Regions from separate parts of the Homo sapiens genome. Here region 1 is linked to region 2. Evidence: chromatin contacts called from ENCODE Hi-C or POLR2A ChIA-PET data. All regions are on one chromosome and are shown on one strand. Each heading gives the region's core, a stretch centred on a gene start or an enhancer-like site at or near the end of the contact. The rest is flanking DNA. Distances are from core to core; before and after follow the strand shown.

Evidence for each region. Hi-C counts contacts between places; a loop is a spot of excess contacts on that map. ChIA-PET counts read pairs that join two places held with the same protein, here RNA polymerase II (POLR2A). Pooled maps may share reads with other maps.
Region 1: a loop to region 2 is called in a map of HCT116, with 1.9 times the contacts of the local background. The contact joins two enhancer-like sites. A Hi-C loop is called at or near these places in 1 of 168 maps with a recorded cell type or tissue (HCT116) and 5 of 50 pooled maps. POLR2A ChIA-PET finds 5 or more read pairs at or near these places in 2 of 52 experiments (BJ and PC-9).

Annotation. Positions count from the first base shown.
Region 1 is chr3:114,647,653-114,653,615 of GRCh38, forward strand. All of the region lies in intron 6 of ZBTB20 (zinc finger and BTB domain containing 20), which reads right to left. Among named protein-coding and RNA genes, the nearest start is that of MIR4796, 93 kb to the right of the region's middle. Within about 2 kb of position 1,864, at least 3 of the 41 ENCODE cell types and tissues checked have a DNase peak (open chromatin) inside an H3K27ac peak, as active enhancers do.
Region 2 is chr3:114,397,894-114,403,965 of GRCh38, forward strand. The region is part of intron 7 of ZBTB20 (zinc finger and BTB domain containing 20); the gene reads right to left. Among named protein-coding and RNA genes, the nearest start is that of ZBTB20-AS1, 49 kb to the left of the region's middle. Within about 2 kb of position 3,083, at least 6 of the 41 ENCODE cell types and tissues checked have a DNase peak (open chromatin) inside an H3K27ac peak, as active enhancers do.

The DNA of each region.
Region 1 (5,963 bases), core at 614-3,113, 250 kb after region 2:
ATTTCTAAAGAGGTGATTATCTATGAAACCTGTATTACATATACAATGTGTAAGTACTCAGTAAATACTCAGTACTTCTCTAGTATCTCTCTAATTGGATTTGGCTAGTAATCATGACAATTGTGGGAGAGAAAAAAAAAGATATGTAATCCTGAGGGCACTCAGTCTCTGTAACAATCACTTGATAAATAATCAGGTGATACTTCGTTGACATCTCTTTAATCTTCCAATTGAGAAAACATTAGGAGTAGAAGAAAAATGATTAATCTCCAACTTCTGTCATTGGAAAATAACTAAAGATCAGAACTATAAGAAACATAAAACTTTTCTAGATTATTAAAGTTAACCTTTTAGACATTTTCCACAATCACATGGTATGCAAATTTTAACTAAATTATTTTACATTAAATGTATTTTGTGCTATGTTTTGACTAGTTGATTTTACTGTAGTATAGAATGTATTATGACATTCCATTATCCTCTTATTACTCATCAATAAAAAATTTATTGAGAAAACAATTAATTATAATTAATATTTATTATTCATTACTAGTAGGCATTGTAGTAATTACACTATTATTGGTATTTTAAATATCATTAATAGCTATAAACATGTTATACATAATAATAATAGAAACCATTTGTGGAGTGCTTACTGTGTAATACATTTTGCTAAGCATTTTATATACATTCTTAAAATTAATAATTTCAAAGATTTAATGAGCTAAGTGTCACCAGATAAACGAGAAGACATAATAATCTTTATTTATTAAAGGAAAACTTGCCATATCCACACAATCTTCCAAAGCACTGATAGAACAGAATGATGGCATGATGGCATCTTAAATTTAGAAAGTGTCATTCATAAAAGTGTACTGTTAACTACTAATTTGTGCTATCTGCAATAATAATATTATATTACACAAGATGGAAAGGCTACCCCCTAAAAGATAGCATTTGATAAATTGTACATAAAAATCTAGAAGAATAAGAGTATAACAGAGGAGTGAAATTTGATCTGAAATACAGAGAAAATTAAGAAAAACAAAACATGTTAGCCCTACTGGAATTTGTCTCAATGTATTTCAAGGTTCAAAGTATAGCAGAGGAAGATCATTGACACTGTCAGAGGATTATCATTAAATTTCAACCCAAAGGCAACTAACTCAAACTATGCAGATATGGAAAGTAGTGTTTCCTAAAATGAAACTAAGGCAAATATTATTTATTCTAGCTTCTACTCTTTTGACTAATCAGCTGACCCAGAAATTAAATATTTAAAGGCTTAAAAATAATATAGTTTTAAGAAGTTGACCTATACGTTACTAAATAAAATGATCCTCGTTGTATTTGAAGTAGCTCACCATTTAAAAATTTAATCTATGTCCACCCATTTTCTTTCTTCCCAAATAATACAATGATTTAATTACCCCACAGTTTAATTTGACAGAGGAGCCAAAAAGATACACTATTCCTTCATTGTTAACTTTAAGGAGAAAAATACACTATAAACTATATTAGAAATCTTATTTTTTGGGTGTCCACCACAATGTTTTCACTACAAAATCCCTTGCTGCCTGAATACAAAATGTTACCATTCAATCAGATGAGTCTCCATGAAGTTAGAAACATTCAAGTGAAACTCATAAAATAAAGAAGATATACTCTAAAAATTCCAGTTCTTGAGAAGCTGTTTACACACAAAAGGGCTATTAAAAGTGAAAGGGTAAGTAGAAAATCTTCTGGGCTCATTTAATAAAAGAATGTAGAGTTCCATGGGATTCTTTTCTAAAGAAACCACTAACAATGTTGCAGATCTACAAATCCTAAAAGAGTGCATAATGGACTCAAGTCTCTGCTTTGTGACTCATGGGTGTACTTCATCAGGATGTACTTCCTCTTTTAGGGGGTCATATAGGTGAATAAGCTGACAACACCTTCAGAGAGAGAAATTCCACATGTGTCATAGGAATAGAATTTATTTGATCTCAAGCTTTCTATATATAGAAAAAAAACAAATTCTAATCCAAACTTTAATGAATTCAGTATTGTTGTTGTTGGTTTGCCTCTAGAATGTCTCTTTTGACCAAGTCACATTCCTTTAAATTTACACTAGGTAAATTATATATTTTCCAAATCTTTTATAAAAGCATAAGCTAAATGAGATAACATTAAAAGGCTGATTGGAGATTTCCCTTTAAAAGCAGTCATAAGAACAACAGCAATAATAATATAACAACAATATACACTACATTTTGGGCACCATGCTTTGAATTTATATACACTAATATTATTAAGGCAATCTGTGCTTTTGAGAAGCTACTCCAGACTAGGCACTACACAAACTCTGCCACACACAAGAGAGAAACAATTTCAATTACAAAGAGAGCTAGAAAATAAAATGGATAAGAGTATCATGAAAGATTTTTTGTAAAACTGAATAGATCCTTTCATGTTTCTCAGTTTTAATCTCTCCAAATATCCCTATTGTCTGCTTTTTAAAAGAAAAAACACTGTAAAAATTCTGAAAAAATTATTCACAAAGAAAACTTCCACTCGTTTATATAAAGCATTATTATTAACTTCATAACATGCATAATATCATCTATTTCTGAAAGACCATTGAAAAGTAGCCATAAAAACTTAAAAAATTGAAAATAATCTTTAGAGATCAACAGGCCAGGAAGAGTTCTAAGAATATGCATTGGCCTTTACTAACCATTTTCAATGCCATGCACTTTTGTCTGTCAATACTTTCTCCTGTTATTTTTAATATCCCTAGATTAAGAAATATTAACATCTATTTACAAAAAAATATTCTAACAGTTTCCCCCACAAAAGCATATTCCCATGAAGATCAAGAAAACAAAAAACATAGCAGGGAGTCAGTATTCTGACAGCCTTTTAGTCTTCTTCATCTTCTTCCTACTATTATTATTAGACCTACTGCCTATTACCAGTAGGCTTTTTAAAGGTCTTGGACATAAATATCAGTTGTTAAGTTGCTATTTTCATGGTCATTTAAAATTATTTCAACCATAAATGCTTTTAATTTCCTGAATATCTTAAAGCTGTCTAAGTATAAATATTCTCCCATTATATTCCTCTGTGCTAACACAATAATCTAGTTGGAGTCAAGTTTCATGAAAATAAGAAAATTGGTACATTATAACATTTTAAACACTGAAAAATAAACGTGATAGCTGTAGGATGTAAAGTGTAGTCAGGCCTGTAGAACTTCGGATGCATCATTTTACAATATCATTTATCATTTTGATAAAACTGAGGTCAAGTTTCTAAAAATACAACTTGTTAAAAGCAGGAATAAATGAATGAGAGATGAGTCAGCTCGTTTGATGGAAAGGGTTTAAAAAATACTTCAAAAGCATACCACATGACTTGGTAAATATTCAGTGTATCAAAATGTAGTTGCCATCTGGCATTGATAGACTGGGCTAGAATATGTGTTTAAAAAGAACAAGAAAGGAAATAACTCAGCCAGGTTAATGTGCACTTGTCTACATTTCATAATTCAGGTATTAAGTGCTTTAATAAATATTCACTATGAAAGAAAGGCTGCATTACAATCAGACTTGGGCAGTATTTGTTGGGGACAGCTAGAAAGAAATGAAAGAAGACAAGACCTGATGGCACTTAAGAAAGCTAAAAACAACAATAAAAAAGTGGTTTAGGTAAACAGAATTCTCAATCATATGTAATATTGCCAGAACACTAGTATCACAGTTAAATGCAGGGAAGTGGTAAGCTTATATTTGAAAATAAACTGAAATCTTGCTTATTTTCAGCTTTGAATATTTTAATTATTCTTTTCTTTGGCTTTGACAATTTAAAAGTATAGAGAAATCCAGGGAATAAGTAAAACCCTTGGTTGGATAGTAAAAAAAAAAAAAAAAAAAAAAGGAAAAACGAAAAAGTCCTGACATTCTTTGAAGTTTTAAACCTAGAGTTTGATATTAACTTTGCAATATGCAACAAAACAAAAAGTAAATTTGAAGGACTCCTCTTTTCTCCCTCTTGCTCAAGAAATAAAATATATTTAGAAAGCAGTATCATTCACAAAAGAGAAAAGTGAACACGAGCAGTGAACACTTGCCCAAGCGTTCGACTGTCCAAGGCTGTATCTGGGCTTGTTAATTAGATATTTCTGTCTTTAACCTTGAACATTCTCCAGATTTCCAAATCTTGACAATTTACATTCTACCACATCTCTTGGAATCAGAGCAATAGGCAGAAGAGAAAAGTTTTAAAACAGCTTTGAAGGTTAATTAGGACAGGGACCAGGGTAGCCATTAGGAAAATAGATGAAGCACTTCAGGTGAGAGTTGATTAGGGTCAACATGAAATTTTTCAGAGTTGAGGTATAATTTATATTCAGCAAAATTCATGGACTTCAAAATGTACACAGAATGAGTTTTGATTTTGATAAATTTATACACCTATGTATAAATATGTATATATAAAAATGTATATATTTACCACCATAACAGAGACATAGAAAGTTCCTTTGTGCCCCCTTCCAGTTAATTTCTATCTCCCATAAACAACCAGCATTCTGATTTTTATCACGATAGAATAGTTTCGCCTTCACATAACTTATGTATACTCTTGTGTCCTGGCTCTTCTGCATACCATGTTTCTGGAATTCATCTACATTGTTGTATCATACTCTGTTTTGTTTTATTTGCTTGTTAGTATTTCATTATATGAATATACCACAATTTGTATATCCACTTTCCACATTTGGGTGCTTCCAGTTTTAGGCAATTACAAATAAAGTCAGTATAAACTTGCCTGTACAAATCTTTTTGAGGGCATTATTTTCATTATTTTTTGGTAAATAACTAGGAATGTAATTACCAAACAATATGGTAGGCATATGCTTAACCTTAGAAGATACTGATCCAATGTTCCAAAGTAGAACTATATATTTACAGAAAGTCTTGAAATTAGGTAATGTGAGTCTTTCAACTTTATTCTTTTTCTAAGTTTTCTGCAATCTCATATACATTTTAAAATAAATTTGACAATTTATCTTAATGTTAGAAAAACAAGATGTTGATATTTTGATGGTGATTGCATTGAATCTACAGATAATTTGGGGAAAAATGACACTTTAGAAATACTGAGTATTCATCTATAAATAACGGATTTTTCTCTAAGGCCTTTTAAAATTTTGAGTGGGGAATCTTACATTCTTTTGTTAAACTTTTATTTAAATGTCTTATATTTATAGGCTACTGTAAATTGATTTTAAAACTTCATTTTCAAATTATTTGCCGGTACTACATAAATGCAATCAATTTTTGTATATTGATCTTGTGACCTTCCTAAATGCACTGTTAGCTCTATTAGTTGTTTTGTATATCCCCTAAGAGTTTCTAATGTAAACAATCATGGTATTTGTGAATAAACACAATGTTACTTCTTCCTTTCCTATGCTTATACCTTTAATTTATTTTACTCGTCTTATTGCTCTGGCTAGGATCTTTAGAACAACGCTGAACAGAAGTAGTAAGAATATATATCTTTGCCTTCTACTATATCCCAGGAGGAAAGCATTCAGATTTTATCATTAAGGACGGTATTAATTATATGTTTTCATAGAGGCCCTTCATCAGATTGAGGAAGTTTCAATCTGTTCTAATTTTCTGAGAGTTTTCACTGTGAATGACTGTCAAATTTTTTCAATTGCTTTTTCTGCATCTATTGAGATCATATTTTTCTTCTTTATTAGGATGCATTTACAGTGATTTATTTTCAAACGTTAAACTAAAGTTGCTTTTCTGAGATAAATCCTACTTGATCATGAGGTATTATACTTTTTACTTTTTATTGTTGAAGTTTGTTTGCTAATATTTTGTTAAAGATTATTGTGCCTAGAACCATGAGGAATATTGGCCTATACTTTTATTTTCCTGTAATATCTGTCAGGTTTTGCTGTT
Region 2 (6,072 bases), core at 1,833-4,332:
CAAACTCTTAAGCCTGGGCTCGGAAATTCACTGACTCCCTATCAAATGAGTCCTCTCAGATTTCCTTTCCATTAATACTCCACATGGTCTAAACTGGTTAACTTATAGGGTGTCAGAAAGACTAAGCACATTTCTATCTCTGAGCTACTGTATATACCAGTTTGGCTGCTTGGAATACCTTTATCACCTTTCAAAAAATTATATAGGACTTTTTTCTCCTTCAGGGTCCATATATAAAAATGTATCCTTTATGAAATTTTCCCTTGTGAAGACTGCTTTAGCCCATAATGTTTTCTGCCACTTTTTAAGTACTTCAATAAATGGTTATGGTTTACTGCCTGTTTGCTATATTATTAGCGAGGGTGTACATCCTCTTGGGTAGGAACCTTGTTTTATACACTACAGAGACCCCAGCTTTTTGAGCACAGTAGGATGTTATAACCATGTCATCGGTTAATATAAACAGAAATGGATGGCATTAAGACATGATGGTTTAAAACCCAATTTCTGTAGCTATTGGAATAGTTTAAGATGCTAACAGCCCAGGTGAAATGTTCCATCACAATATTGGGAAGAAACACTACCCGCCATCACTGCCATTGCCCTGAAAATGATACCATGTGTGTCTAAGGATGTGGATAAAGGCTAGATACAGAAGAGCAAAGGCAGCTCCGTTCTTAGGTGAAAGTAAGAATTTGCATTAGTTAACACCAAATGGCGATAAGATTAAAATAATCTAGGAACATCAAGTGATCCATGAAAGGAATCACTGGAATATACCAATGGTAAAATTACCATTCATAATCATTAAATCATGGTAACTTGATGAAAAGAAAAAGGATATTTTCCTACTTAAGGAAGTCAGGGTAAGTATTGTCTGAGGTTCCACTGTGTGCTATTGTGCCTGGTATACAGAATGTGTAGCAACTATTTACAGAATCTGCTACTGCCTTCTAGTCACATTCCAAATTCTATCTCTTTGAATCAGTCTGGAGACACAATACATTGGTGAATTCAAGGCAGCTTGGCAACGACTGGCACAACATAAAACCCCAAATAATGAATTCCATCTTTCCCATAAAGCTCTTTTATTGACACAACATACAACAGCGCAGGGCAGGTTGTCTCGGGCTAGTGTGTAATAACTAGATGTTAAGGGGCCCTGAGTTTTTCAGATTAGATGTTATCTGAAGTTGGGACTCAGCAGGTTCCCTAACAGTGAATTTTTAGTGGGCCTACGACTAGAAGTTTGGTCTCTTGATGCTTAGTCAGGGAGTTTTATTATGTGAGAGAGAAAAGTATAGCTTTCTTTCTTAAAACTGCAGCAATTTCATATTTTAGCAGAAGAGAAAGTGCATTTTATTAGAGTATAACCTGTGGAGTATTTTGCTACCTTCCTGGATATAAAGCGGTATACAAACAAAAAATTTAATAAAAAGCTATTTTATAAATAAGAATGTTTACTTGTGTTTACCTTAAAATAGGTATAGCTTGTATTATTTAACATGTGAAATAGAAGGATAATGGTAAAATTTCATAAATATAAAATTCTGTGTCCGTCTTCAGTTAAAATTCGTAACAGTGTATCAGAGTGTTGGTTATTAGTAGTAATCAATAATAAGTATTTTTTAAATTGGAATTTTTATTGCAGGAGATTATTGGGTGGGTGAAGCTAAATGGCCTAGATGTTTTCCTGTCATGTCAATACTTAAGAATTGTCTTTCTGGGCAATTTACACATGTGAGAGTGAAAATGAAGGGTGGCCTGCCTATTGGGTGTGTAACAGGCCACCGGGGCAAGACTGCTATTTTCTGAGAGCCATGGGCAGTTTCTGCAATAAAGTATCTGAGTTTCTTCTTTTTGTAGTAAAAATAAATAGTTTACTTTTATGTTCTGGGTGAAGCCTGAGATCTCTGGATCTCTTTGCTGGATTTCACTCTTGGTGGGGGCAGGGAGATACTATTGGCAATGCTTTATATATATTGACCTAGACATGTTAAAGATTATGTGGTACTTTCATGAACACTCTAAAAATGAGTTCTCCCTATCATGAGTTGCATAGATGAGGAGATTGAGGTGGATGGGGTGAAGAGGAAGGAAAGGGCAGTTTAAGCGGGCTAGCTAATGAGTAGTAGAACTTAATCTAAAACCAAGATTTTCAGCAGAAAATGCTTTTTTTCCCCAAAAAATGCCATGGTTGTCAACAAGCTTTGTAGCAAATCTGGGGCAGAGCACTAGATGGAGAATCAGAAGATCTGCCTTGTCTTCCTGGATCTGGTAAGAACCAGCCGTGTGACCATGGCCAAGTCACTAACTTTTGTGAGTCTTATTGTTCTCACTTATAAAGTCATGAGCAAGGAATCAATGAATGGCATAATACTTGTAAGCTGTAAAATCTCTCTCTTGTAAAATGGTATTGACAATAATGTATGCTTTGCCTATCTTATAAAGTTGTGAGGCTAAAATAAGCTGATCCATGTGGAAGTGCTTTGTATAGTGTGGAGTACTGAATCAATGTTGTCTGGAAGATTTAGGAAAGGGTCCCGAATGTGTGTGGGAACTGACAGCCAGTCCACTTCCATTCAGGTTTTAGGAGAAGCTATAATAAAGCACTGGCAGCAGCTCAAATCCCACTCCATCCTCTCCTCTCCCAGCACGCTGCAGAGAATCACTTGAGGAAAGTTACTTGAGTGGGTGAGCCAAATGCTCAAGTTCCAACCTTTCTGAGTAGAAGCCACAGTGAATCCTGAGCCACAACACAGGTGACAATCACTGTTCCTCCAGGTGTGTCTGAAACACTGGGGGACCCTAGGGAAGGAGGTCAGACGTCACTGCTCCTGAGGACCCGTTTTCTCCTGTACACAGCTCCAGCCCACATGATTTCACCTGGCAGCCCCAAGAGACAAAAAGGATCCAGAATTAGCAGGAGCCTCCTCTCCTGATAACCTAAGTGCTCTGATTGAAAGGCAGAGGGTATCAGGAGAATGGCTGTACCGAGTCGGCATTGATTTCTCCAGCCTTTGTCTGTGTCTGGTTTCTGTCTCGTTTGGAGGTGGTTACTGTTACTACAAGCAGCATGAATCATGTCTCTGTTAAAAAACAGAGCTTCAATTGTCTTACATAACCCCTGGTAACTGAACGTCTAATAATAGCAAGCCATTTCCAGGTAGGGAATCTGTCTACCTCCCAGACACACACACACACACACACACACACACACACACACTACTCCCAATGCTTCACAGCACAGTGAGACAGACAGGGAGGAGACAGAAGGAGAAAGGGGACAGCACAATTGAATTTTTTTGTGTTTTAAAATATATTGAATAATCATGCATCATGGGATCTGATAACCAATATACTTAGCTGAGCTAGTTTAATAAACTGTAGAAAACAAGAATTCTTCTTTAAAGTATTTGAAAGTATCCCAATCCATACCAGACAGACACCTTCTCTAACACTCTTATACTGCATAAAAACCCCAAACCCCCAAAACAGAGTGGGGTGAAAATTTCACTGGATTGTCTGCTAGCTTGTACCAACTAGCTTCAACTTTCAAAGGATTTTTTTTGTCCTCTTTTTTGTTTGACCAGAGAGTGATATTCCAAAGGTTCTTGGCCGAGATCATTTCATAAAATTCCAGAGAGTGAAAGGCAACTGAAAACATGGCTGCAGTGTTCCACCATGCAGACTATGTAATGTCAGGCACTTTTGCCCGAGCCACTTTCTTTGACGGAGATGACTTTCCATCTGAGGACTTACATTTTTCCCATGAGTACACTCTCTGGCTTGTAATACATGATGAGGTCTTTTTATACTTGATCCCCACTCAGCTACCCATTAAGGTGGCTACTGAAATAAAAAAAAATAATAGGAGAGGCTGAAAAATGATTTTTGAAAAATCACAAAGGTAGGATTTTCTTTAAACTACCAATTTGTTTGAGAACAAATACAAATGCTGGATAGGAAGTTTAAAAGTTTATGGGGAATAATAATATAAATGTATAACATATATACGTCCATTTCCTCACTGCTTCACCTTGCCCATGCTAGGAAAAATCACTTAAAGGCTGTATTTTTTGAGTGTGCATTCTCAGAGTGAAGTAGCTGTACATATCATGTAAATTGGACTGGGGAAGGACTTCGCAGAAAATTACAGATGGCAATCACATCCTGCCAGTCATTTGGTCTAGAACCAGAGAAGAAAAACTTTCTTTTCTCTTTTGATTGTTCAGTAACATGAAACAGTGGACTAGACTAGTTCAAACCAAAGAATGTTTTAGGGCACACCCACTTTGAGGACCAGCACCTGGCTATGCTACATGCTCTTCAATTGTTTAGGCATATAAAAAGGAGTGATGAGATGGTTATATGTCAAAATGGCTGTTCTCCCTCCAAACAGGATTTGATTGGCTTATTTGCTTTTGGAGTACTCTCCAAATCCATAAACAAAGGAGTATTGAATTGAAGAAGCAAACAGGAGAAAGAAAAAGGCTAAAAAGGAAAAGAGAGAAGAAGAGGAAGGAAAAATACTAATTTCTCAGTATTCCTATCTGCAAATCTGGCTGGATTTGATAACAAAACTCCTACTACTGTTCTCTAATGGTCTTTGCTGCATGCCATATGGACATGGCTTCTAAAGGGGATGAATTCTAGGTTTTCCTCACAAATATCCAAGCACAGAACAGCAGGGATCTTGACGACTAAATCATCCTAACTCACGACGAGGATCACAGAGGTGGAACATGGCTGTTGGGACTAGATTCTTCTGCTTATTTCATGTGCTTTGTGAATTAAATTGTTCGTAGAGTTGGAAAGCTGGTGGACTAAATGTTTTAATAAAAACAGCCATGAGACACAACAGTTTTCTTCACAAAGGCTTTCCCCCCTAGCTACTGTGAATATATTGCTGAATGGTTCTGACTTCTGGAAGGGCAGGAGGTTTGCCTCTTCTCTTTGCCTCAAAAACCAGGCTTATTCTATGCATCTGGGAGATGATTATACTTACCCGAAATTTCAGGATACTATGTCAGACAGTTCCTTCACAGTGGTGTGTCTGGCACCTAAGCAAGGACTTGGTGGGCCAGACACATTTAAAATGTAAAAGTGGATGATTATATTATTTTGCATTGTAACAATGAGAGTATTTCTGGATTGTAGCTGACGTGTAGATCATCATAACCATATGTGGCACAACAAACCACACAACATTGCATCAGAAGCTTGTAGTTAATATTTTTAAATGATTGATTATTTTGAAATAGAGAAATGGTGGATGCTTTTTTCGACCTCTTTAAATAACCACTTATTGAATGTCTATTGTCAGTGATGGACTCTTTCTTCACAGAAGGGAGCTGGGCTATGCCAGACTCTCACCATGTTCTTTCTCCTCTAACACTGAACAAAATATCAGTAAAACACCAAGTACAGCTGGTTTTGAACCTAGTAAGAAATCAGTCTGTAGTAATGGGCCATATTGGTAATAATTGGAACTGGTGATATCGATAGCAGTGGGAATAACTGACTTACAAAGGCACAGCAGTTCAGGAACGTCTCAGGGACTCAGAGTGGGTAAATGCGTAAATCTGCTCTCACCTATTTATATGCTCCAACAAATATCTGGAACTCTAGAAACTTCAAGAGTCTAATATGATCAGGCCACGTTTATAGGTATTATAGGATTCATATAAAATAAGGAGGCATACATGTTGATCTAGTGAGCGTCTCCATATTTGTACAACACTCAGGATATGTCTGAGAACACATTTTAATTTTTAGAATCAGCTATAGAATCTGGCAGTTATTATAAAGCAAACTTCACTTCAAAAAAATTAACTGAGAAGCCAGATGATAATCCAGATATACAAAACAACATTGGTGGGATAAGTCAAATAATTCTCTAAAATGATTATGGAGAAACTGAAGAAATGAAGGGCACCTATTTATCATATGTGGGTCCCCAGCCACGTTTGTAATCTGTTGTGTGACCTTGGGCAAGTCATGAAACTTCTCTCGAGTCTCATTTTTCTCATATATAATGTGGGAGTGTTAGATTAGATGGTTTTTAAGATT